Linked DNA regions of Homo sapiens: regions 2, 3, 4 and 5 are each linked to region 1. Evidence: chromatin loops called from intact Hi-C (ENCODE). Cell type or tissue: A673. All regions are shown on one strand.

Region 1 (5,000 bases):
GATGTCAAGGTGCAAATGTGCAAGTAGTGGTTTTTAAAACCTGCTATTCAGAGAGCAAGGAGTTCCTTTGAGGTTTTTCAGAAATAATACTAGCAGCGAGGAAGACAGGGAGCTTCCCACTTAACCAGAGTATTTTAGCTTTCTGTTTTAAATACTGTGCTTCTAGGTAAAACTTATTTTGCAATAGGGTCCTGCTACTTAATTAAAAAAAAACTGATTTAAGAGACTCAATGTAATAAGACATCATAGAATTTTGGCTTTTTATTTTTTAATATTTCTCTTTTTTAAAAATAGAGTCCTTCCTATGAAGTCAAACCAATCCACTTTTAAAGACAGCCATAGTAGCTATGTTACTGAGCATTTATTACTTGGTGCCAACTACACTGTAAATTGATCATTTAGTCATATTTAGCATCCATTTAATGAACCATTTCACTATACTGCCTACAAAGAAAGCAAGTAATACAAATCAGTGTGCATCATTGACATTACAGATTAATTTCCTAAGAGATTTGCATTTCTAAATATGTCTATGTAGACAGAAGAAATAAGACCTGGTGTTCGATATATCAGTAGGATGACTGATCTATTAACACTAAACTATTGTACATTTCAAAATAGCTAAAGAGAATTCGAATGTTCCTAGTGTAAAGAAAACATAAATATTTAAGGTGATGGATATCCCAATTATCTTCATTTAATTATATGAATATATCATACTATCACATGTACCCCCCAAATAAATACATTATGTATCAATGAATTTTAATTATATGAATATATCATACTATCACATGTACCCCCAAATAAATACATCATGTATCAATGAATTTTAATTATATGAATATATCATATTATCACATGTACCCCCCAAATAAATACATCTATTATGTATCAATGAAAAAAATGTATCTGAGTGGTTCAATTTTTCCATTTGACTCTACTATATATAACACTTATTGAACACAAGTCCATCCTATGAGGTTCAATTGATGTTTTTCCAGATAGCAAAGAGTAACTAATATTTACTGCCTGTATTTCATTTCATCCTCAAAATAATGCTATTAGATAAGGACTATTATTATCCTCATGTTACAGACAAGGAAATGAAAGAACTAGCACACAGAAATAGGTACCCTAAAAGGACTAGGGGTGCAAGAGGACCATGTATGGGAAAACTTTCCAGGTGAAAAGCAGGAAAAAGAACCTCATTCCAGAAGGTTCCATTTCATGTCAAACTTCTCAAACTGACGTAAGCCAGATAGAGAGAACCTCCCAATTTCCACATCTATGTCTCCTGTTTACTCCAATGACTAAAAAAGGCTTGACCTCCCACTCTCTATGGCTGCCAATAACTGCTCTTGAGGAATGGGGTTAAAGTCTGCTTGAAGAAGTAGTGGGAGCAAAGATAGAAGGTTAGAATTGTCTCCATAATCTTTAGACGTGTTAATAGGAAAAGCATCTCTCTAAGGGTAAAAATGTGAAAATAAGTTTTTTCAAAGGCCCCAATTCCCTGACCGTTTTCTTATTTTTCTCTCTCTCATTATTCACATGTTCAAACACTGTAAACTGAATTGTGTGATGGGCACTTGGAGGCACCAAAAATAAGTGAGTCAGGATTTCTATTATTGAAGGGAAAAAGACATTTAAATAGATACAGCACAAGATATTAAGTGCTGTAAGATGCTACAACAAAGCTTATTTAGGCAGGGACTATATTTTATTCATCTTTGTAGCCACGCTCATATAATAATACCCAGCACATAGTTAATTATTTCCTGAAAAAATGTTTTCATGTCCAGGATTTCTTCTGACTGGCTTTAATATTCATATATGTGGTGGAAGACCCTCTATATCAAATCTGAGTATAATTAAGCTACACTTGAGTTTCCTTGGAAACTCCTTGGAATATAAATATACATTTATATTCAAATGTATATTAGCGTCAACTGCCAGTCCTAGATGTACTAAAATCAATTAGCCTTATTTTATGCTTTCCTAGCACTAGAAAAAAACATAGTAGATGGCAAACCTGTCACATAAGAAACAACTGCATTCATTAATTGAGATTGAATGTAGGTGCAGGTTGAATATCTCTTATCCAAAATGCTTGGGACCGGAAGTGTTTTAGATTTCTTTTTTTTGATCTTTGAATATTTGCATATTCATAATAAGATACCTTGGGGATGGGACCCAAGTCTAAACATGAAATTCATTTATGTTTCATATACACTTTTTACACATAGCCTGCAGCTAATTTTATTTTTCTCTTGGGAACAGAGTAAACTGTTGTACACCTGCATTTTGACTGTGACCCATCATATGAGGTCAGGTGTGGAATTTTCCACTTGTGGCATCATGTCAACACTCAAAAAGTTTTGGATTTTGAAGCATTTTGAATTTCAGATTTTCAAGTTAAGGATGTTCAACCTGCGCTGTTTGGCTATATTAATTCATGTAGAACTCTTCACAATCTAGAAGCAAGCCTGCCCTCTAGTGCTAAAACTGTCAAATTGAATTGGAATAGCAATTTCCAACAATGAGAAAAAGAAACTAGCACTCCAGATGTTGTTATTCTTAATATAAAAAACTGTATTACTTCAAAACAAAAACTTTATTCCAAGAATAAAGTGACACTCCCTCCTCAATTTAATTTGCCATTTGTTTACATATTTGGCAACTATTATCAATCTTGCTTTTTAAATCTTAGTGCTTCTACAACACTATAGAAAGTAATGGTTTGTATATGTGTGGTAGAAAATGTTAACATTTTATTTCTATTTGAAAAATCACAAAAGTTGGCCTTGAATTTCATCGATCATATGTCTTCAATTAAGTTCTATCCTCTGGCTACACTTACTCTCTAAGTGGTTTCATCCATGTCCTGACTTAAAATAAGATTACACACTGATGACTTCCAAATATATTTATCTCCAGCCCAGACCTCTACTTTTCCAGGTTCAAATATCCAACTGCCCACTCTACATTTTCCTTTGGACGTCTGACAGACAAGTCTACCATAACATATCCAAAAGTAAACTCTCAATCTACCCGCTTAAGCCTGCTCCTCTGAGTCTTCGCCATCTTATTAATGCCCACTTCATTCTTCAAGCCAAAAACCTTGATCATTCTTTTTTTCATACCTCACATCCATTCTATCAGCATATCCTTTTGGTGCTACCACCAAAATACATTCAGAATCTGACCACTTATTATTTCCATTACTCTTAATCTCAAATTGTACCATTTGTCACCTGGATTTACCATATTATCTTCCTACTACTACCTGCTTCCATCCTTGCTTTGATCTGAATCCTAATTGCTTGCTAGCTCACTCAGTAAAGTCCTACTCTTGAGAAAGGGCTATAATGCCCTACGTAATTACCTACAATCAGGCAGGATTATTACTCCCAATCTCTCTCAGTTCATTTTCTAATTCTCCCTAAAATGCTATTATTGTTCACTACAGTCACACTGATCTCTTTACTGTTTCTTTACACTCTGTACCAGCTCAGGGCCTTAGCATGTAATATTCCTTCTGCCTGGAATGCTCTCCTCCCAGATATCCACACTGCACAACCATTCACCTCCTCAGGCCTCTGCTCAATGTCACATATCAGTGTACATGCTACTTAATAGTAATCCTATCCTCACACACTCTCTGGGCCCCTTCCTCAACTTACTTTCCCCATATAACCTTGTCACCAAATGATAAACTATTTTACTAACCAATTAAAATAAAAATCCCATAAAGGTTCGAAATTACTGTCTTGCTTCGTGCCCTGCAATATATTCAGGCCTAGAATACTTCTTGGCATATAGTAGATGCTTGAGATTTGTTAAATTAATGATTTAGTCTAAGGAGAATATTAATAATTTTGTTTGATTATAAAAATGGCAGGATAACACAGGAAATCCTAGCTATTTCTTTTTATAAAAGACAGTAAATTTGTCAGAAAAAAATAAACTATCATAACTAACCACTTCTTGTTCAAGTAACAAGACGCATTCATTTAACACCTACTAAGTGCTGTGGATAGGGCCTATTTGAACTTCGTAACAATACTGGTAGGTATCATTATCGCCATTTTACAGAAGAAACTGAAAATGACATAGGTTAAGTGGCTTGTTTAAAAGTGACATTAACAGGAATGTCACAAAAAGAAAATCAAACTCAGGTTTCTCAGATAATACTTCTATAAACTCTCTCTCAATAGGCATAGTTTCAGGGAATAATGTAAATTTCAAATAGGTAAGATTTCTACATTTGTAGATAAAAGTAACTGTGTATGAACTTGCTCTAAGCCATTTTATTTGCATGACAGAATAGTAAAGTATATAAACTAACTTCACTTAAGTCAATACTCACAAGTTAATTCTGCTAAGTTTGATAAGTTAGTTTAAGTCTCAAATGACAAGTTGCTCAAATAAAGTTAGTTTTTCCTCTTTCATGGTTCAAAGGCAATTGTTAGCAACAGCAAATTTTTTTTTGACCTTCAAAATATGTGAGGAGCTTTTATCTGTGATCTATTTTCTATGTGAAAAAGTTAATTATTTCCCAGGAGTGGTGGCTCACACCTGTAATCCCAGCACTTTGGGAGTCTGAGGTGGGTGGGATCACTTGAGGGCAGGAGTTTGAGACCAGCCTGGCCAACATGGTGAAATCCCATCTTTACTAAAACAAACAAAAAAAAAAATACAAAACTTAGCTGGGCATGGTGGCAGGCATCTGTAATCCCAGCTACTTGGGAGGTTGACGCACGAGAATCTCTTGAACCCAGGAGGTCGAGGCTGCAGTGAGCTGAGACCGCACCACTGCACTCCATCCTGGGTGACAGAGTAAGACCCTGTCTCCAAAAAAAAAAAGGGAAAAGTTAATTATGGCTAATATTCTACACAAAACACACACAGCTCACAGAGTTTTGGGGAAATCTGGCTCTCTCTATATATTCACTTCAAGTATTTATTAGCTTTTTAAAATCCACAATTTTAACCTCATA
Region 2 (5,000 bases), 240 kb before region 1:
CAGGGATACCATTGCCACCACTGCCAGCAGCTCCAGCCCGGAAGGACCCCTGTCCCTCTGCCGACGCTGCCGTCTTGTTACTCCAGCTCCAGCCCAATAGTTTCACTCTGAATTTTCTTAGCGCATTACACTTTCTTAAAGCCCTTTTCATATTTTCCTTATCTTCACCTCATTCTCTTAATGGAAGGTGATTTGTTGAAAAAAGGCTGATGTTTTCATTGTGTCCCTGCCCATTCTCCAAGGTTTACCAGTTGCTTTGTAGAAACTTGCTCAACAGGGGAAATGTTAGGTTACATGCAATAGAATAGAAAAAGTGGCACTTAGTACTTTTGAGGGTAAGTGTCCCTTTAAGGGTAAGTGTCCCTTCTTTCAGTAAGAGTTCTTTCGCTTTGCAAGTCTGAGGGAAATCCTAGTGACTATGTATGCTGAAGTGGTTTGATACGGTTTTGCAGTGTCCCCACCCAAATCTCATCTTGAATTGTAGGTCCCATAATTCTCACATGTCTTGGGAGTGGTCCCGTGGGAAGTAATTAAATCATGGGGACGGGTCTTTTCCCGTGCTATTCTTGTGATAGTGAATAAGTCTCACAAGATGTGATGGTTTTCAAAAGGGGGAGTTCCCCTGCACATGCTCTCTTACCTAGTACCATGTAAGACCCTGACTTTGCTCCTCATTCGCCTTCTGCCAGGATTGTGAGGCCTCCCCAGCCATGTGGAACTATGAATCAATTAAATCTCTTTCCTTTTTAAATTACCTGGTCTCAGGTATGTCTTTATTAGCAGCGTGAGAACAGACTAATACATGGTTAAACCCAAGAAACCACAGTGAACTCTCAAAGAAAATATATTTATCAGACTGTCTCAGTATATGTGGACCACATGTTAGTTAAGTATCCCCTAGACTTTTGTATGAACAAATTGAAAGCAAGTAGACTGAACTCACTCCCACTTAGTAAGCACGTCTGATCTACAAGGCTAGAAATTGCAAAAATAATCAGACACGAATTTAGCTCTTAGAAGTTAATTTGCTCATGAAATGGATGCAGCCTAATTATTGCATAAATTATTATTTCTTCAAGTAGCTGTTAAAATCTTAGGTGTAATTCCTATTATGCCAATGAATATTTATGTGGTATATATCTCCAAAAATATTATGAAAGACAGGGAAAATAAGATTCAAAATGCAAGTGTGTGCTTTCTAGGCAATTTATCCAGAAATACAAATTTAATCAAAGTCCTTTTTTACTATTCTTTAAGTTCTGGCACTTCTTACTACTGATAATAGATCTTGTCACATTGGCATAACTAATATCTGTTGGGCATTCTTGGAGAGGTAAGTGGAGAGGGACTTAAAGGATTTGTGTGGTTAGACAGCTGTCTGGACTATTTCAATAAGCCCTGCCTGCGAGGGTCCTTTGTTGGGTCTTGGGGAGCTGATAAAAGTGAATGATTCTTAAGCCATTTTATACACCAAAACATGAGTAGGTATTTGTTGGGATTTGGCTTAAGACTGAGGACATGCAACTATTCAGTTTCAGAATCACATACTGCATTGTGGAGAATTTTGGAGATTCGTTCTATTTCAGAAAGGAGACCAAATTACCTACTCTCCAAATCGTCTCATAAAAAAATTTAATCCTAGAGATCAATTGAAAAGGAAATCAACTTCTGCTTCCCTGTTTCATATTAGTGGTCCTTGAAGTTAGGGTAATATAAATGTATTATTTCCCATTTAAATCACATGCAATGAAAAGAGTTTCTGACACAGAATAGCAGAATACATGCTAAATAAGAGTTAGATTTATTATTTTTATTTTTGTGTGTGCTTTCTCAACTAAATTCAATTTCAGGTAAAATGCAGAGATAGCCTCAGCCTATCACCCTGCAACTAGACTCTGTGCGTTCTGCAGTGAAGCTGATAAAAGACAGTGCCCTATCTTTAGGCACAGCCTAGTTCTCCTCTGCGGTCTTGGGAAAGAAAACTAAGTTTCCAGGCCACACAGCTTTCAAAAGTAGAATGCCTGTGGTGGTGTAGAAGAATGTATATAGATAGAATGCATGGGACAAAATAGTTTTTATAGAAATCTTCTCTGAGGATTATAGCCAGAACCCCTCAGAAAACTCTATCTTAAAAGCTACACAACTAGAGCTTCTGTTTGTTTTCTTCCATGGCTTTAAGGCTCAGCTTGAGGTCATAAGCCCCCATCAGGTCCCCCAGTGTCTTCTGTTACTGAGCTCTTCTAGCGCCCTGCTGTCTACGTTGTAAGAGCAAATCTACATACTATTTACATGGAAGGTTAGCGCAGTCTTTCTATAAAAAGGTACCAGTGCATGTTACATATTTTACCTACACACACTTGGATCTTTATGACTCAATATCTGTAAATATACCCGTCTATGTAACTATACATACATAGGTGTATTTAACACAGTCCCAGCAAAATAATATATACATATAATTCTATAGACAGAGTATGTCATAGGATAATATATTGAGATATAAAATTATATTTTCCTCTATATTTTTCCCTGACTTTGCCAAGAACTGTGTATCTCCTAGTCTCAGAGGTGTCTTCAGGACTTCAGTTGAAACCTACATGAAGGCAATATCTCTTTCCAACTTTTGGAAAAGCCTGAGCTCATAGGAAGAGGTTGTCAGATGTCTTCAACTAAGAGGGGAAAGGAAAAAGGTTTCAGGGAGGCATGAGAGAGGGAGAGGTTTCCTTAAACTGGAAAGAGACATCTGGGCTGTTTCCACCAGGCATAAAGACCCATGCTCTACTTCTAGGTCCCTGGAAACTCCTGGGGTAGTTGTGAGGTGGGCCTAGGGAGGCAGGATCCCTCAGATCTGGATCCTTAAGAGTGTGTGAGTGAGGAAAAATGGAAACTCATACGTTGTCTTCTCCAAAACTCCAGTAGGTGGCAGAATGGAAATTTAAACCCAGGGCTCATTCCAAAGTCAATGCACGTTCCAATCTCAGTGCTTTTTAGATGTAGTAAGTGAAGATAGTTATCTCGTATGTGGAAGGGGGATGTGTAGGGGATGTATATTTCAAGTATTCTCCAAAGGATGTGATAGACAAAGTGCAGAATTTGGAATTAAATGATACAGGTTTGAATCACAGCAGAGCAATCTTGGGTGTTATCTGCAAAAAGGAAATAATAATGCTTACACCATTTATTTATGATGTAATTGAACTGATAAGTACTTTGCAAATTGAATGACTACATATGTTGTTTTTACTACCTTCTGACCTTTAAGACTGTTTCCCATGATCAGGTACTACACAGCAATAAAAGGTAAACAGGAATTCACAGACATGTAACTCATTTCCTTAGTCTATGGCATTTTCTTGAACTAAAAAAAGAAATTTGTCTCTAGAATATTAATCAAAATACTACCTGTATACATGTATTACAAATTCTATATACTCCCATTCACTAGTACTCCAAGCAGCTTGATTACAAATGTTGAATTACCAGATGTACACAGAAACAGAATATAGAACTGGAAACAGCATTCTTGTGTGAAAAAAAAAACTGATTTTTGTATAAGGCAGATTTGGATTCAAAAACTGAGTTTGCAACTTTTGAGACTTACATTCTTGGGTATGTTAACCTCTCTAATACTGTTTTCTCACCTATACAGTGGAAATAATAACATTAATATCCAGCATGACAGTTTTGAGGATAATTAAATCCCCACATGCAACGTACATCATGCTTGTCACATAATAGCAGCTCAATAAATATTAATTTCTCTTAGAGTGGAAAGACACCTAAAATCACCTACTTTATTACTCTTACATTGCAGATGAGGAAATTGAGCCCCTAAATTTTCATTTGTTTTTATTTCATTGGGAGCAAAACTTTTGGAACTATGGCTCAAGTGTCTTGATTAGAATATTTCAACACACTAAATATTTATACTAAATGATTTTCTAGGATGCAAATTAAGTATGATTCTTGAGGAAATTGTTATAATGCAATGAGGTAAAACAAGTCCATTGGAATATAATTTTCCGTTAAATGTACATCATGAAGCAACACAATGAGTTACCTTCCTTAATAATTTTGGAATCTTGCCTGAGAGGCAGCCATATGATAAAGTGTCATATTATCATCATCACTTTCATTGGCATGAGCTAAATGTGATTCTAAGAATAAATGCAAAGGCAGCAGATTCCTTAGTTGCATAAATCATGGCCAGGAAGTCATGCATCATAATTCCCACCTTTAGTTTTATCTTAGGAAAGTGAAAATGTTCCCTTAATCATGAGGATTCTTGATGAATATAGTTATATTAAGAATCAGCTTCCTGTTACGCTGTGATCTGTCACTTACGAGGACCATACCCCAGGGTGGAATCTTCCCCAGAGCAGCTCTTTTTTCTACTGACCTACAGGGATTATGTGACTTATGTGGATCCTCACGTACCTCTCTTTGGTAAATTCTTGAAAGGCCAGGGTGTTTATAGCCATATATTTTTTGCCCCTTTATGAAGCACCTTTAATCTATTTCAGAAATGCTTCAGATATTTACTTTTTGTGCAAGGTAAATTAGCCAAGTATGTTAACAGTTTAATTTTTTGTTGATAGCCTGGCTACTTTCAAAATAGATTTGCTGCTGCAGCTGAATAATTATTCACTGACTGAATTAATTGATTAATGGGCTTTGAGGATAATTTTCACAATTGTTACATTTATTTAAAGAAATTTAATGTTCATAATTAGAAAATTACTTCATATTCTTCCCTCTACACTATAACTCAGAAAAGACCATCTTTCCTACTGTAGTCAAACCCTGTAATTTCCTAGATATGACATGTTCTCTCATATCTTAATGCCATTGCCTATGCTCTTCCTTTCCTCTTCACACTTGGCCTGATAGACTCCTACTACTTCTTCACACCCAGGATCAAGCATTGCTGCCTTGCCAAACTTATTCATTCATTCAACAAAAGTTTAATGAGCATCGACTAAGTCAGGGGCTTGATGCTG
Region 3 (5,000 bases), 140 kb before region 1:
CTGTTTGGCAGTCTCTTCACACGGACACGCATAACAATCTTTCTTGGTCGTGTGACAAGAACCCAGTTTTTCCTACAACATAAATATATTTAATAATATACTGTACATACATATATAATAAGTTATTGTTAATAGAAATAAAACAACAGCTTGAAGCAAATATAACAAACACTGTCAACGTCTGGGCCTGCAGGATATCAACTGTTGCTTTTCTTTCATGACAGTGGATGGTGGATGAGGCATGGAGGAGAAAGATATCCTATGATTCATCAGTAATAGTGGTTGTAAGGAGAGCTAAGGTGAGGAGCCCAAGAGAACAGAGCCAGAAGCTAAAGCCTCCTGGAAACTAGAACTGGAGAAACAAGAGGAAATCAGACCAGAAGCCCGCTAGGGTCAGGCTTGTGAACAGGAAAGCAAGTGGAATGAGATAGGAATAGATGAGATGAGGTGGCTCCACTCTAATATAGTTCTTGTACCAAGTGAAGAACTTTGAGAAAATTAAACACAGTGGGTATAAATATGTGAATAAGGAACATGACATTTATTGAAGGCATAGTTTATGTTGGTCATTTGCTAGGTTCTATCAACTGCTAAAAGTGGAAATGAGTAATGTAATTATATTTGAGAGTAAAAGTGAAATGCTGTAAAGAAACAGTTTTGTTGGCATTTCAAGTCTCCTCAAAATTGATTGGAATGAACACAGATTGCTAGTAATCAGCCAATTAAGAAAATGTGTAGGAAAGAATTGATGAGAAATTATTATTTGAATAACAACACTTAGACAAGGGAAGTGTGTCATTTGTTAAGCTCTCATTAAGCCAAGCACTTTTCATGTGACATAAGCATTATTATTATCCCCTTTTGCAAACAGAGGTAATGAGCCTCAGACTACCCAAGGCCACACAGCTTCTAACTGGCAAAGTCAAGATTCAAAAACAGGAGCTAACTCTGAAGCCTAATTTTCTTAACCACTTTGACAGTGAATTGTCAAAGGACATTCTATTCATTTATATATTTTTTAAAATTACTGAACGTTATTATGTACCAGACATTTTTCAGGCACTGAGAATGCAGTGATGAATGTAGAATGAAATTTACTTTTTATTTAGAAATGATGAACCCTGTATGATATCTTCTCCATGGTATTGAAAATTTTAGAATTTGGTTAAAATCATACTTGAGAATAGAAAGAAAAAAAATTTAAACCAGAGGTAAGCACAGACCATACATTCGAAAATTTTGGCCTATTTTAGTGGCTCACGCCTGTAATCTCAACACTTTGGGAAGCCGAGGTGAACAGATTGCTTGAGTCCAGGAGTACAAGACCAGCCTGGCTAATATGGCGAAGATCCTATCTCTACCAAAAAAATATAAAGAAAAGAAAATTTTATCGATACAAAGCCGTATTCTAAATGGAACTTAATGATACATAAATTGCTGGGTATCAAGGGAGAATATCCAGGAGAGTTTAGGTTATATCGTTGTTTGGATTTTTTTAAACTTTTTGTTACATTAATTTTTTTATTAGTTTATTTTAAGTCATATTCATTGAAGTATAATTTACATACATAATTATGTATAATTTTCATACAGTAAAATATGTATAATTTTCATACAGTAAAATTTATACTTTGCTGAGTGTTGGCAAATTAAGATGCAAACCACAAAATATAAACCATCTAAGGGGTTATGTCAGCAAGATAGCAGAATAGGAAGGGCCAGACTCTACTTCCCTGCGGGGAGACACTGAATCAACAAGAATACATAAATCAATTCCCTTTATAAGAAAACCAGAAACAAGTTAGGAGGTTCCTGCACTTCAAGGGAAGGCAAAACCAGCCTCACTAAAGCCAGTAGAAAAACTCATGGCACTCACTCACCATAGTCCTTTCTCCCATTTCAGTGTGAATTATCAAAAGAAAACTTCTAGCTACTGTCTTCTGCTTGCGGAGGGAAAGAGAAGGCTAGACAGTACATCCAACATTCAGACTCTTTAGGGGGCTGGTCAAGGGACTGGTTTCTGTCTTGCCTGAATCTAAGTGCAGACAGGAAAGAGTGTCAGGTTGAAGGCTGCTAAGAACAAAGGTGAAGATTTGCAGCACTCACTTGATGTACTTGCTCCTCCTGGCTCATTGTAAAATAAGTAGGAGAAAACCACCAACTCCTGGCTTTTCCCTGGGGAGGAAAATTACTGGAGCATGTGTTCAATGTTCTAGTTTTTCAGGGAGCTGCCAAGGGATTGGTTTCTGTCTCACCTGTCTCAGAGCACTGACAGGACCTGACAATATAGAGATGTAGGGACCACTGACAACAAAAGAATTGGGCAGCTTGATACTGCTTAGGAGGACCTGTGGTATAGCAGATAGAGGCCAACACAGCTCCATAGCCTCCTCGTTGGGGTAGAAAGAGAAGAATTCCATGTATGTCCATGTTCCAACTATTCTGGGAGCTGCCCAAGACACTGGTTTCTGTATCCCTAGTCTCACAGCACTGACAGGACCTGGAATATGCTAGAAGCCTGGAGGTTGCTAAAGCCAAAACAGAATGGGGCAGCTTGAAGCAGCTCCAGAAAATCTTCAGTGTTGCAGACAGACACCAGAGGGAGCAAGAGATCGTGAGCTCCTCCAAAAATAAACTGGCAAATCCCTCTAATTCAGAATTTATGTGCTCAAAGACAGAGATAATGCACCCACAGAAAAAGTTTGAGAGACCCCCAGAATCTCTAGCTGGGATAATTGGTGAGGGTATTTTCCTGTTCAAAGTCAGCCCATAAAGACTGGGAGAGGTGGCTGTTTTTTCAAATGTGTAGATCCCAACACAGTTACAAGGCATACAAAGAAACAGAAAGCCTGGCCCAATCAAAGGAACAAAATAAACCTCCAAAAAATGATCCTAAAGAAACAGAGGTATATGAGTTGCCTGAAAAAAGTCAAGATGTTATAAAGATGCTTAAAGAGCTCAAGAAAGTGATACATGAACAAAATGAGAATGTCAACAAAGAGAAAATATAAAAAAGATCCAAACAAAAATTCTGGAGCTGCAGAATACAATGTGAAGTTACAGTGGAAAGATCTTCCTCTATGAAGAAAGTGGGCCCTCACCAGGCACCAAATCTGCTGGCACCTTGATGTTGGACTTCTCGATTTCCAGAACTTTGAGAAACAAATTTCTGTTGTTTATGAGCAACACAGTCTAAGGTGTTTTGTTATAGTAGCCCAACAAATTAAGATAAGGGGTTCGACAGCAGACTTAGTCAAGCAGAAGAAAGAATCAGTGAACTCAAAGACAGATAAAATAGACTTTAAGTCAAAAATCATGACAAAAGACAAAGAAGGACATTATTTATTGATAAAAAGGTGAATTCACCAGCAAGATAAACAGCTATAAACATACATGCAACCAACATCCAAGGACCCAATTATATGTAGCAAACATTGATAGAAGTGAATAGGGAAATAGCAGTACAATAACAGTGGGAGATTTCAATACTCAACTTTTAAAAATGAGAAAACATTATTCACATGCAAAAAATGTAATTAGACCCTTATCTTATACCATACACAAAAATCAACTCAAAATGGATTAAAGACATATATATATGACCTGAAACTACAAAAACTCTAGAAGGAGACATAGGGAAAAACCTTGATAACATTGGTCTTGACATTGATTTCTTGGATATGACCCTAAAACCACAGGCAACAAAAGTAAAAATAGACGAGTGAGACACCATCAAACTAAAATGCTTCTGTGTAGCAAAGGAAGCCATCAACAGAGTCAACTTATGGAATGGGAGAAAATATTTGCAAACCATATATCTGATAAGGGATTAATATCCAAAATATATAAGAGACTCTTACAACTCAATAGCAAAAATAACTGATAACCCATTTTTTAAAAAAATTGGGCAAAGGACTGAATAACCATTTCTCCAAAGAAGACATACAAATGGCCAACAGGTATATGAAAAGATGTTCAACATCACTAATTATCAGAGAAACGCAAATCAAATCTACAATGAGATATTACTGCACACCTGTTAGGATAGCATCATTAAATAAAACAGAAAATAACAAGTGTTGACAAGGATGTGAAGAAGTTAGAACTTTAATATACTGTTTGTGGGGATGTAAAATTGCGCAGCCACTGTGGACAAGAGTTTGAAGATTCCTCAAAAATTAAAAATAGAACTACCAAGTGATCCAGCAATACCACTTTTGAATGTTTATTCAAAACAACTGAAAATAGGATGTATTTGCACTCCCATGTTCAATGAAGCATTATTCCTAACAGCCAAGATGTAGAAATATCCTAAATGTCCATCGACAGATGGATGGTTAGAGAACATGTATTAGCCAGGTGTGGTGACTCACGCCTGTAATCTCAGCACTTTGGGAGGCTCAGGTGGGCAGATCGCTTGAGGTCAGGAGTTTGAGAACAGCCTGGCCAATATGGTGAAATCCCATCTCTACTAAAAATACAAAATATAGCCAGGCATGGGGGCATGCACCTGTAATCCCAGCTACTCAGGAGGCTGTGGTACCAGAATCGCTTGAATCTGGAAGGTGGAGGTTGCAGTGAGCTGAGACTGAGATTGTACCACTGTACTCCAGCTTGGGTGACAGAACAAGACTCTGGAAAAAAAAAAAAAAAGAGAGAAAAGAAAAAGAAAGAAAGAAGGAAGGAAGGAAGGAAAAATGTATTATAGGCTGGGTGTGATGGCTCACGCCTGTAATCCAAGCAATTTGGGAGGACAAGACAGGCAGATTACCTGAGGTCAGGGGTTCGAGACCAGCCTGGCCAACATGATGAAACCCCATCTCTGCTAAAAATATGAAAATTAGCTGGGCGTGGCAGCAGGCGCCTGTAATCCTAGCTACTTGGGAGGCTGAGGCAGGAGAATCGCTTGACCCCGGGAGGCAGAGATTGTAGTGAGAGTGAGCAGAGATGGTGCCCCTGTACTCTAGCCTGGGCAACAGAGTGAGACCCTGTCTCAAAAA
Region 4 (5,000 bases), 120 kb before region 1:
AATTTTAAATGGGAGTCCAATACGTGTAGCAAAATAAAAGGAAAATGATTCTTGTTGGGGTAAGATTGGGTGGGAGGGTCCCACATACTTCCTACTCAGGCCTCCTCTCATTACTTCCCCAACCCCAACACACACCTAAGGGGGGCTCTTAGACGGTGCATGGAAAGTGGTTTAAAAATCAGAGCTCCATCTTTTTACAGAAGAGAAAACGGTTGTCTGAGGAGGCAAAGTGAATTGCCCAAGCATACACAGCTGGTCAGTAACAGATCTAGGACTAAAACCCAGGTTTTCTTAATGCAGAATTCAGTAATGGCATGTCTAATGGGTGCTAGGTGCTAAGGCTACAATGTGACCGAGACTCAGTCTCATAAAACTTGCATTTAAACAAACAGGTAACAGATCCACACTGAGAGAGTGATAAACCCTATGGAGGAAGTAGAACAGAGTTCCATGAAAGACAGCAGCTGCCCCCAGGCTGCCTAAGAGTAAGGAGCCAGCGGTGTGGAGAACCAGGGGAGGTGGGTCCCAAAGGGGAAGAGCAATTGCAAAGATCCTGGGGCAGGAATGAGCTTGATAGGTGGGAAGAACAGAAAGGCACCAACGTGGTCAAAGAACAGGGAAAAAATTAGGAGATAAGTGACAAGAGGTGAGTGACATCGGTGACGCAAATTGGGACCAATCAGGCACTGTCTTGCTTTGTGAAGTTCAGTGTCACCACCAAGAACTTCAAATGGAGAGTTGCAACCACCACTCAAAATTCAGATCAAGATTGGGCTAGAGATACAGCCTTAAGAGGCAGTGTCTTCTCAGGAAAGAGCCATTGGAAATGCCAGAAGTGCATTAAGCAGGAAAAGGCAGGATGACAAGGAGAAAGAAAAGGCCTGAAGAGAGAAACTTAGAGAACATTTATGGGAAAGCAGAAGAAAAAAATCTCAGAACTAAGAGAACTAAGCAAAACACCAATTAAGTGTGACCTTACAGAAGCCATGGATGCCAGGACCTTTGAAAAGTGGGCAGATGTCAGCAGCGTCAAAAGCTTCCACCCCTAACCATTCCCTGATGTCCAAAAATAGTCAAAGACATGAGGAATAAAGACTCTTATGCTTGACAATTAAAGAAACACAGCTATTCAGAAAACCTTGGAAAGCACAGTCTCAGTAGGATAGTAGGGCTTTGGGTTGAAGCCACGTAACAAGGATTGGATGAATTAATTACATGTCAGAAGTAGACTCAGTGCAGTTCATGAACTATGCCTCGAGCACTGACATGTGCTATAACAGCATTTGACATTGGGGTAGAGAGATAGGAAAAGAATCATCAACAATAGGAGACAACTAGTGCCTCCACCCTCAAGTAACATATTATCTAGAAGAGAGAGGGAGAGGAAAGCTGAGGACAGTGTGAGAGTCTGTCAGAATCAAATGCATTCACTACTCATGCCCCCAGAAGTTTACTGTTTAATGTGGCAATGATGAACCTGTTCAGGTTACCATTTCTGTGGCGGCTTTGAGTCCTTTAGAAACATTGGCACCATCATTGTGTTGTAAAATTTGTGTGTTATGTGGAGCCTCATAGTTCCATATCAGGGTCAAGCTTCAATCCAATTTGGTTCAGAACGTTCTATGTAAAAGGCAGAGCTGTAGGCACAAGATGTGATCCCACAATGCTTCTGCAAGCTAATGGGAGACACAAATGCTGGAAGAAAAGTAAAAGCAATGTGCTTTGTAGAAGAGGAAAAGAGAATTCTATCTGAACGTGTAAGGTCGGCTAGGCCTTTAGTAAGCACTCTTCTCCAGTCAGTAAAATTGATAGAGCGCAATTTTATCATTGGTAACAGAATAGAGGGGTCCCCGCCTATCTTGCTCATTCAACTAGGCTTAAGGACAACCTAGGGGATACTCAAATGTTTGCCCACTGAAATAGCAGTGTCTTAGAGTCACACTAGACTAGGGGTCTATACGCTTCATCACCCTCTCCTTCTCAATCCTCTGGATTGTATTACATTTACTGGAACTGGAGCTTCATGGCAAAACAGATTTTCCAAAATGGTTAATAAATTACATATATTACCACATGAAAGGCAAGGAAGGCTGTGAGTGAGTAATAATGTCTAGGTTACTAATTAAACATGTGCTTGCTTTAAAGCTTTTCTCTGTAATAAGGTTTATTACAGTATAATTGATTTTCCTTTCCCACAAGTTAATCATTTTAAAACCACAAATGAACTACAAGATTCAGCTTGTTCCAGGGCTGTATTTTCCCTGTCTAGTTTGTACTGGCTTAGACATCATGTAATGACAGAAGTCTTTTTCTAAATTTATTGGTACAACACCTTAAAGATCCTAATTCCAAAGTCAAAAGGTTTTGAAGAAACAGATTTTAAAGAACTACCAAAAACTGAAGAAAGGGACAAAATATTTATTAGTCTAGAAAATCTGAAAGATGCTTTTCTATATAATAAATGAGTTCTAAATATGCCATATGAACTTGCTGTGCCTCTATTCCTTCCTGTTAGTGTTTGTTACTTTATGATTCCTTCAGTTTAAATGTGAGGAGGTATAAGTGAATTCATTCAGAGATGATTTGAACAATAACTTCCAGTGATGCAAGCCAAACTCCCCATTGCTTAGCACTTAGCCTTTGGAGATCTTAGAAGATAGTAGGAATGTAAGAAGGAAGGAAGGATGGAAGGAAGGAAGGAAGGGAGGGAGGAAGGAAGGAAGGAAGGAAGGAAGGAAGGAAGGAAAGGGAGGGAGGGGAGGAAAGAAGGAAAAAAGGGAAGGAGGGAGAGGGAGCTGGGATCTAGGAATAACCAATAATACTTCATGTTAATACATACTTTATCATTTACATGTTTCAAGGATGCTATTTTATATAATCTTTAGAGCAACCTGTGAGGTAGGCAAGGCAAGTATTTCTATCTTCATTTTAATGCACAAGAATGTGAAATACAGAGGTGCTTGAAAGTGCTAGAGCTCAAATTCAAACTTTGATATTTTATTTTTTTGGCATTACTGTGCTGCATTATCACATTTGACAGCTGTGCTGCTGTGGCCAAAACACCAAAAGAAATTCTGGGTATCTCCAGAGAGGGAATTTAAATGTGTATCTTTGGGTCTGCAGAGGCTGTGGGACCACCTCTAGTCTTGGGCTGTCGATCTTCCAGTCGCTGTGCTCTAGGGCTCATGTGCTCTTATTGTGGTCCATGCTGCAGGAAAATAGGACTAGGTGGATGTAATAGCTCCCCTGATGAGCACACACATACACACACGCTCCAGACAGCATATTCCACTTCTGCACTGTTTAATGTGTACTCATTTGGGGTGGGAGGCACATCTCCCAAGTGCCCTTTGGGCACAGCAGTTTGTAGCAGGGTGAATAGCTGCAGAATATGCAGTCTTTTCTTTCTCTTATTCCATTCCAAGGCCCCTTATTTCCTCCCATTTCTCTTCCCTTTCTCCTTGCACACTGTAATCAGCTTCTGTTGTCTAAACCCTCCTCTAAGCCAGTGACCAGCATTTCATACACAGGGGTGTTTCTGAGTCAGAATAAGACCATGAACCTGGGAAGCTTTGTAGCCAACATGACTCTCACCAAAGCAGAAAACCTGCTAGATTCATTCAAGGTCCTACAGCCAGCCCTGGCCTGCGGGTGATCATCACAGTCACCTCGTCACCATAGCTCAGGTACAGGAACCATCACAACGGGGACTGCCAGCCTGGGAGGGCATGCCAAAGTCGCTATCCTTTGTCACAGGTAAAAGATGAAACTACTCAGTGCCACACAGATAAAATGAGTCTCTGTCTTAACAGAGCGGTTGTCTAGGGATTGTAGTAGAACTATACTACCTCGGAGAGAAGCTACACGGGGAGTCACTGGAATACTGGAAGTTTTTGCACTTTCATTGAGGGTAAGAAGGGAGACCCAATTAATTTCAGGGGCCTGTTATTTCCCAGACTACTCTGCCCTTGGTCACCAAGTATGTTGCCAGTGGTCAGCAACCATGAGAATGTACCTACTTTGCCATGGGAATGATGTGTAACCCTAGGTGGTAAAATTATATAGATCAAATAATCTGATATCTTGCAACTCTAACCTGCCAGTCAATTTATATGATGAACTAAATATGTCCTGCTACTTTTAATTTTTTTTTCTTTTGAAGTGTCTTTTGTATGTTATTCTGGCACTTTTTACTTAAACTTCTCACATGAGTGGCTTGGCTCAGTTTTAAACCTAAACCTAATTTTAGTTCCTCCCTGAGAAATATACCAACAACCTCAGTAATCAGAATTGACTTGCTATATACACAGTATTGCTATCCCTAGTGAATTAGGAAGGAATGAACAAAAACTCAGAGTTAAATTTTATTTTAAGAAATTTGGACGACAGTTTTATTAATGGTAGCTTGCCCACCTCCTGAGAGCTCCAGCTATGGGAATTAGCCTAGAGGGGATATACAGAGAGCCTTCTCAAACTTGACTCAATTCTGATGATTGTGATTTCATGTTCAGTAACATACATTCAGCTGGTATAAAACTATGCTTCTACAGGGTGTGTTTTTACCCCCAGGTCCAAAGTCTTAATCCTTCTTCACTAAGTAAAGAATCATCAATGACTATACCACTGAAGGGAACACCTTAAAGTATCTTCTTCCTTTTCTCGAGGAGGAATTGGGAGTTGATAGCATCAACTGTCAGTTACTACTGGAGCTGGCAGAGAGATATGAACATATCCTCCGGATAGCGTGAGACACGTTTCAGTGATCTAAGGGTATGGCCATGTCGATGTGCTGTCTGTGGAATGACTACATACACTCCACGTGGTTTTAAAAGAATGGGTTAAGGCTCAAGAGGATTTGGTGTTTTCAGCAACTCTATGAATCCTCAGAGTTGATTCAATTACTGATGTAGAAATAAAGGCAGGCATATGTTTGGAAAAAATGACTACCTTGTACTTCAGCTGACTGGGTCATATGGCATGGCCAAGTTGTGTAAGTATGG
Region 5 (5,000 bases), 320 kb before region 1:
TTCCTCACACTACACACCCAATCCTCACACCACACACCTGCTCTTCCTCACACTACACACCCAATCCTCACACCACACACCTGCTCCTCTTCACACCACACACCCACTCCTCACACCACTCACTCCTCACACCACACACCCGCTCCTCCTCACACCACACATCCACTCCTCACACCACACAACCGCTCCTCACACCACAAACCCGCTCCTTCTCACACCACACACCGGCTCTTTCTCACACCACACACCTGCTTCTCCTCACACCACACACCCACTCCTCACACCACACACCTGCTCCTCCTCACACCACACACCCACTCCTCACACCACACACCCGCTCCTCACACCACGCACCCACTCCTCACACCGCACACCTGCTCCTCTTCACACCACGCACCCACTCCTCACACCACACACCTGCTCCTCCTCACACCACACACCCACTCCTCACACCACACACCTGCTCCTCCTCACACCACACACCCAATCCTCACACCACACACCTGCTCCTCCTCACATCACACACCTGCTCCTCACACCACACATCTGGCTCCCATCCCCCTTGGAGCCCAACCAGCTGTCACCCACATACGCCTGTTGGAGTCTGTGAGAATTCATCTCAATAAACTGTCTCACATCTATATAGTCCCCACTAGATTCTGTTCTCACTCCTCTTGATCAATGGTTCTCAACCTGAATTTATTTTTTAACCTAAAATATCAGAAAGACACCACATATGCCCTTTGGTGACATTGGCTTGTCAGGGGCAGTGGATTAGTTTTCCGCAGCTGCTGTAACATATAACCACACGTCCAATGGCTCAAAACAAGATAAATTCATTGCCTTACGATTCTGCAGGTCAGAAGTCTGGTATGGGTCTCACTGGGCTAAAATCAATATGTTAGCAGTGCTGTGTTCCTTCTGGGAGCTATAGAGGAGAATCAGTTTCTGTGTTGTTTCCAGCTTCTAGAGGCTATTGCATCCCTTGGCCTGTATTTCCACCTCTGCCATCTTCAAAACCAGCAATATCACTTCTCTCTAACCCTTATTCCATCTTCTTGTCTCTCCCTGATCACAGTTGGGGGAGGGTCTCCACTTGTGAGGACTCAGGTGATTTGATTGGACCCACTGAGATAATGCTAATCTCCCATTTCAAGGTCCTTAACCCAAATCACACCTGTGAAACCTCTTTTGCCATGTAAGCTAACATGTTCACGGGTCAGGATGTGGGCATTTTTGGGACCATTGATCTTTCTGTTACAGGCAATAATTCTCAATGAGAAGAGATGGAGGTAGTCAGTAAATGTGTAGACTGACTGCACAGGGAAGGGCACTTCAGGATCTGTGGTCTGCATGTGATTTGAAAAGCCCTTTAGGAGACCATGCCCTATAACTCCAGGATAACCTGCACCCACCCTGTTCTCCATTTTGACTTTCCATGCCAAGAATATGTGAGTATTTACTGAATACTCATTAGAAGTGAGGTACTGTCATAAAGGCTTTTGCAAAGTCACTTTTATGTAAATTTCTTAGGTATTACGTCTTTTAAAAGCAATACAGAAACTGAGGATCAGAAAGGTTAAGTGAATTACCTGAGATCACACACTGGCAGATGTGTAATGTGTGGCAGAATTTGGGAATCCAAGTTTGGTTTAATTCCAAGGCTCTTTCTGTTCAGTCTCCACAAAGTCTTCTACTGGAGTTGACCTTCTGCCTGAGTAGCTTCTTTAGTTTAAATGTCACATTAAGGTCATTATGGGAACTTTCTGACTCTTTCTTCCTCCAAATTCTACAGATGTGGTTGCCTCATACATCAGGACCAAACATCAGAGGAACCTGAAGTGACAAGCCCGAGGTACTCACAGACAGCCTGTTTCTCTTTAGCATGGGGAATGGAAATCCGAAGACCTGGGTTTGACTCCACTCTATCATTTGCTTGACCTTGCACAAGTTCCTTCATCTCTCTGTCTTAATTGCACATCCCTAATTGGCCACTTATTACTGTGGGACCCTAGACACAGTTCACTTCACATCCCTAAGTTTTAATTCCTTGCGTGTAAAATGGTGGTAACAATAGCCCTGACATCATAGGAATGTTGTGAAGATTAAATATGGATGTGTAGAAAATGTTTAACACAGAGTGCAAAATAACAGATAAAAATTACAGTTCTCTGGCAATTAAATATAAAAAAAAGCCTCACAGGATAGGAGCACTTTCTATATTGCTATATTGTTTTACGTTCTTATTTCAAAGCCGTGGGCTTTAAGGAGGTAATGCACGAAAAGCAATATAGAAAGTGTTGTTCAAACGATTTATTTTATTTTAAAAATCACTTATTTTTAAATAGTCTAGTAATACAAAAATACATGCTTATTAAAAAAAAAATTCCAAACTTTCAGAAGTACGGTAAGTAAATGTGAAGTTTTCTAACCCCCTTTCCCCCTACTTCAGTCCCCTCTTCTAGAGGTAACCAATGTTAACATTTTGAAATGTCTCCATCCAGATATTTTTCTATGGCTTAATGCTCCCAGAGTAAGCTGGTGTATAGCAGACGCAACCAGTGGCCTTCAATGAAGTCACGGATGGCTGAGACCTGTCACTCTTAGCCATGCTAGTGGTCATCATGCCCCCTGTAAAACCAGCAGAGGGCGCCAAAGTCCACTGGGGTATTCGGAGGGTGAACTGTTCGGTCAGATCAACAGTCTTCTTCGAAATAAGAATGTAAAACAAATAGATCCCATTTATCTCATTTAGTAAGGATGAGCCCAGGTTTTGAACTAGGTAGGTTAGTGGGAGAACTGGACATTAAAGACTTGGCCAAAGCTCATTAAAATGAATAGTTTGCTTTAGGTGAGAATGCAGAATGAGAAACTCCACAGTGGTCACAATGTTCCTAAGCACATTATTTTGTCCTCTGTTAACAGATCTTAATGCCAGGTTGTGGGTGGCAGTTTTAGCTTACTTGATAAGGGCTATCACATTCTAAGTGTCAGTTCACCAACAATGGCCATCCAGGCGGTGGCTAGCTTCCCGCTCTCACAAATAGTTCTGTATTGGCTGCCCTACAAGTCTCCTGGGGATCACAGTCAGAATGAATACTTACAAGTGGGACTACTGGGGTTAGAATACAGGTATTCTTATGATACAGCCAGATTTTGCTTCACAATGGTTGCACCAATTAACAGTTCTGCCCGCTGTAAATAAGGGTTCATATTCCCCATGTTTTTATCAGCACTTAATATAACCAGAACTTCTAATTTCTGCCATTTTTGGTAGGTATAAGTAGGTATCTTTTTTACATTGGTATTCCGTTGATTACTAGTAAGATTGGATATCTCTTTATATGCTGTCAGCTACCCAGATTTCCCCTTCTAATAATAGCCAACTTATTTCCATGCCTGCATTTCTACTGGATTTCTTACCTTTTTCATGTTGATTTAAAAGAATTTCTTCTCTGAACCACCTATTAATCTTTCCTTAGTTTCATATGTTGCAGACACTTTCTCTGTTTCTCATTTAATATAATTCTTTAATTTCAATGTAATCAAAACTATCAGCTTTGCCCGTTATGAGTTATGCTTTTTTGGTGTTATTTGAGATATTCTTCCCCACATTATGATGGTCAAAATATTCTCCTATGTATTTTGTTGAATTAGTTCTACCTTTCATATTGAAGTCTTTAACCAATTCAAAGTATACTTTTGTGCATGGTCTGCATCAGAAAGAATAAGCAAAATTACACTTTGGTAATAGGCCCTGCATCCTTTAGTCTTATAAGACAGCTCAGATTTATTTCTTGCTTGTGCTATGTGTCAATTATGGTTTGACAGAGGACCTCTGTGTATGGCAGTGACCCAGTTTCACAGACCTCCAGAGAAGCTGTGATCTTGAATTCTCTCTGTCATGTTGGTTGAAAAAAGATTTCTAAAGGGTTTTGCACAAGCAATGAAATGTTCCAGCCCAGAACCAAGCACAAGTCATAGTCCAGAACTAGTCATGTGGTCCCATCCCACTGCAAGGAGGCTAAGGAGTATAATTCTTCCATGTGCCCAGTAGCTGGAACTCCACAGTGAAGAGTATCTGTTACTTGCACTTGCTGGGATACAGAATTCATCTTTATTTTTTCCATGTAGTGCCTCCAAACAACTATTTGAGGATTCATTCTTTTTTTTCTTCTAATTTGTAGTACCACCCCTATCATACCAAAAGCATGTTTCTGGACTTGTATTTAGTTCCATTAGCTTATGTCTCTGCTCCTGCGTAAGTTTTGCACCACTGGGGTCACAGAGGTTTTGTAAAATGTCTTAATATTTGGTGGGACTCTCTCCTTCTTTGTTCTTTGTCAAAATTCTTAGCTCCTAGTGTGTATTTTTTTTTTTATAAATAAAAGCCTTGCAATCAATTTTCCTTTCCCAAATACTGCCATTGGAATTTAGTTAAAATTGCTTCCCATTTACAAATTAATTTTGGAAAAATTGTCATCTTTAGAGTATTAGGTCATTCCATACATGAAGATCATATTCTATTTTTCTTATATGTCTGTAATAGAGTCTTAAATTCTCATTTTTAAGGGGTTGTTCTGTTTTTGCTATGTTATTTCCTAAAGAGGTAATTGATTTTGCTGTGGCTATTAATATTTTGTTTTCTATGTTTGATCTACTTGTTTATTGTGCATATATAGACATGTAAATGATTTTGATGTGTTGATGTACTTGGAAACATTACAATTTTTCTCATCTTAAGAGTTTTGATTCTTTTGAGGTTTTCTATGTAAATTATCAAATTATCTACAAATAATTATAATTTGGACTCTTCCCTTTTGATCTTTATAACTGTTGATATTTTCCTCATTTTAATTTTTTTTTTTTTTTTTGTAGTAATGAGGTCTTACTGATGTTGCCCAGGCTGGTCTTGTAATCCTGGGCTCAAGCAATCCTCCTGCCTCAGTCTCCCAAAGGGCTGGGATTACAGGCATGATTCACTGTTCATGGCCTCATTT

The links. Peaks named below come from ENCODE experiments on the same cell type or tissue, not always from the same donor. Only the 100,000 strongest peaks of a DNase experiment are listed, where the experiment ranks them.
Region 2: it touches region 1 in a loop (3-fold over the local background); 15 of 110 quality-filtered maps call a loop at or near these places.
Region 3: a loop joins it to region 1, with 9 times the contacts of the local background. A loop is called at or near these places in 15 of 110 quality-filtered maps.
Region 4: it touches region 1 in a loop (2.4-fold over the local background); 9 of 110 quality-filtered maps call a loop at or near these places.
Region 5: a loop joins it to region 1, with 9 times the contacts of the local background. A loop is called at or near these places in 16 of 110 quality-filtered maps.

The regions. Positions count from the first base shown.
Region 1 is chr11:103,052,866-103,057,865 of GRCh38, forward strand. DCUN1D5 (defective in cullin neddylation 1 domain containing 5) reads right to left here. Exons shown (of 8, transcript NM_032299.4): 8 at 1-5,000. Among named protein-coding and RNA genes, the nearest start is that of DCUN1D5, 37 kb to the right of the region's middle. In A673, a CTCF peak has its summit at 2,491 (motif pointing left); a DNase peak (open chromatin) is centred at 2,486; H3K27ac peaks cover 740 bases.
Region 2 is chr11:102,808,233-102,813,232 of GRCh38, forward strand. It overlaps the pseudogene WTAPP1 and the pseudogene CSNK1A1P2. Among named protein-coding and RNA genes, the nearest start is that of MMP1, 13 kb to the left of the region's middle. In A673, a CTCF peak has its summit at 2,919 (motif pointing right); a DNase peak (open chromatin) is centred at 2,939; H3K27ac peaks cover 2,853 bases.
Region 3 is chr11:102,912,359-102,917,358 of GRCh38, forward strand. No RefSeq gene overlaps it. Among named protein-coding and RNA genes, the nearest start is that of MMP12, 40 kb to the left of the region's middle. In A673, a CTCF peak has its summit at 2,595 (motif pointing right); a DNase peak (open chromatin) is centred at 2,603; H3K27ac peaks cover 3,128 bases.
Region 4 is chr11:102,928,038-102,933,037 of GRCh38, forward strand. No RefSeq gene overlaps it. Among named protein-coding and RNA genes, the nearest start is that of MMP13, 25 kb to the right of the region's middle. In A673, no CTCF peak of the experiment used is centred here; DNase peaks (open chromatin) are centred at 2,154, 2,614 and 3,154; H3K27ac peaks cover 5,000 bases.
Region 5 is chr11:102,730,815-102,735,814 of GRCh38, forward strand. No RefSeq gene overlaps it. Among named protein-coding and RNA genes, the nearest start is that of MMP8, 8.4 kb to the left of the region's middle. RefSeq lists silencers at 2,512-2,561, 2,682-2,731. In A673, a CTCF peak has its summit at 2,631 (motif pointing right); a DNase peak (open chromatin) is centred at 2,657.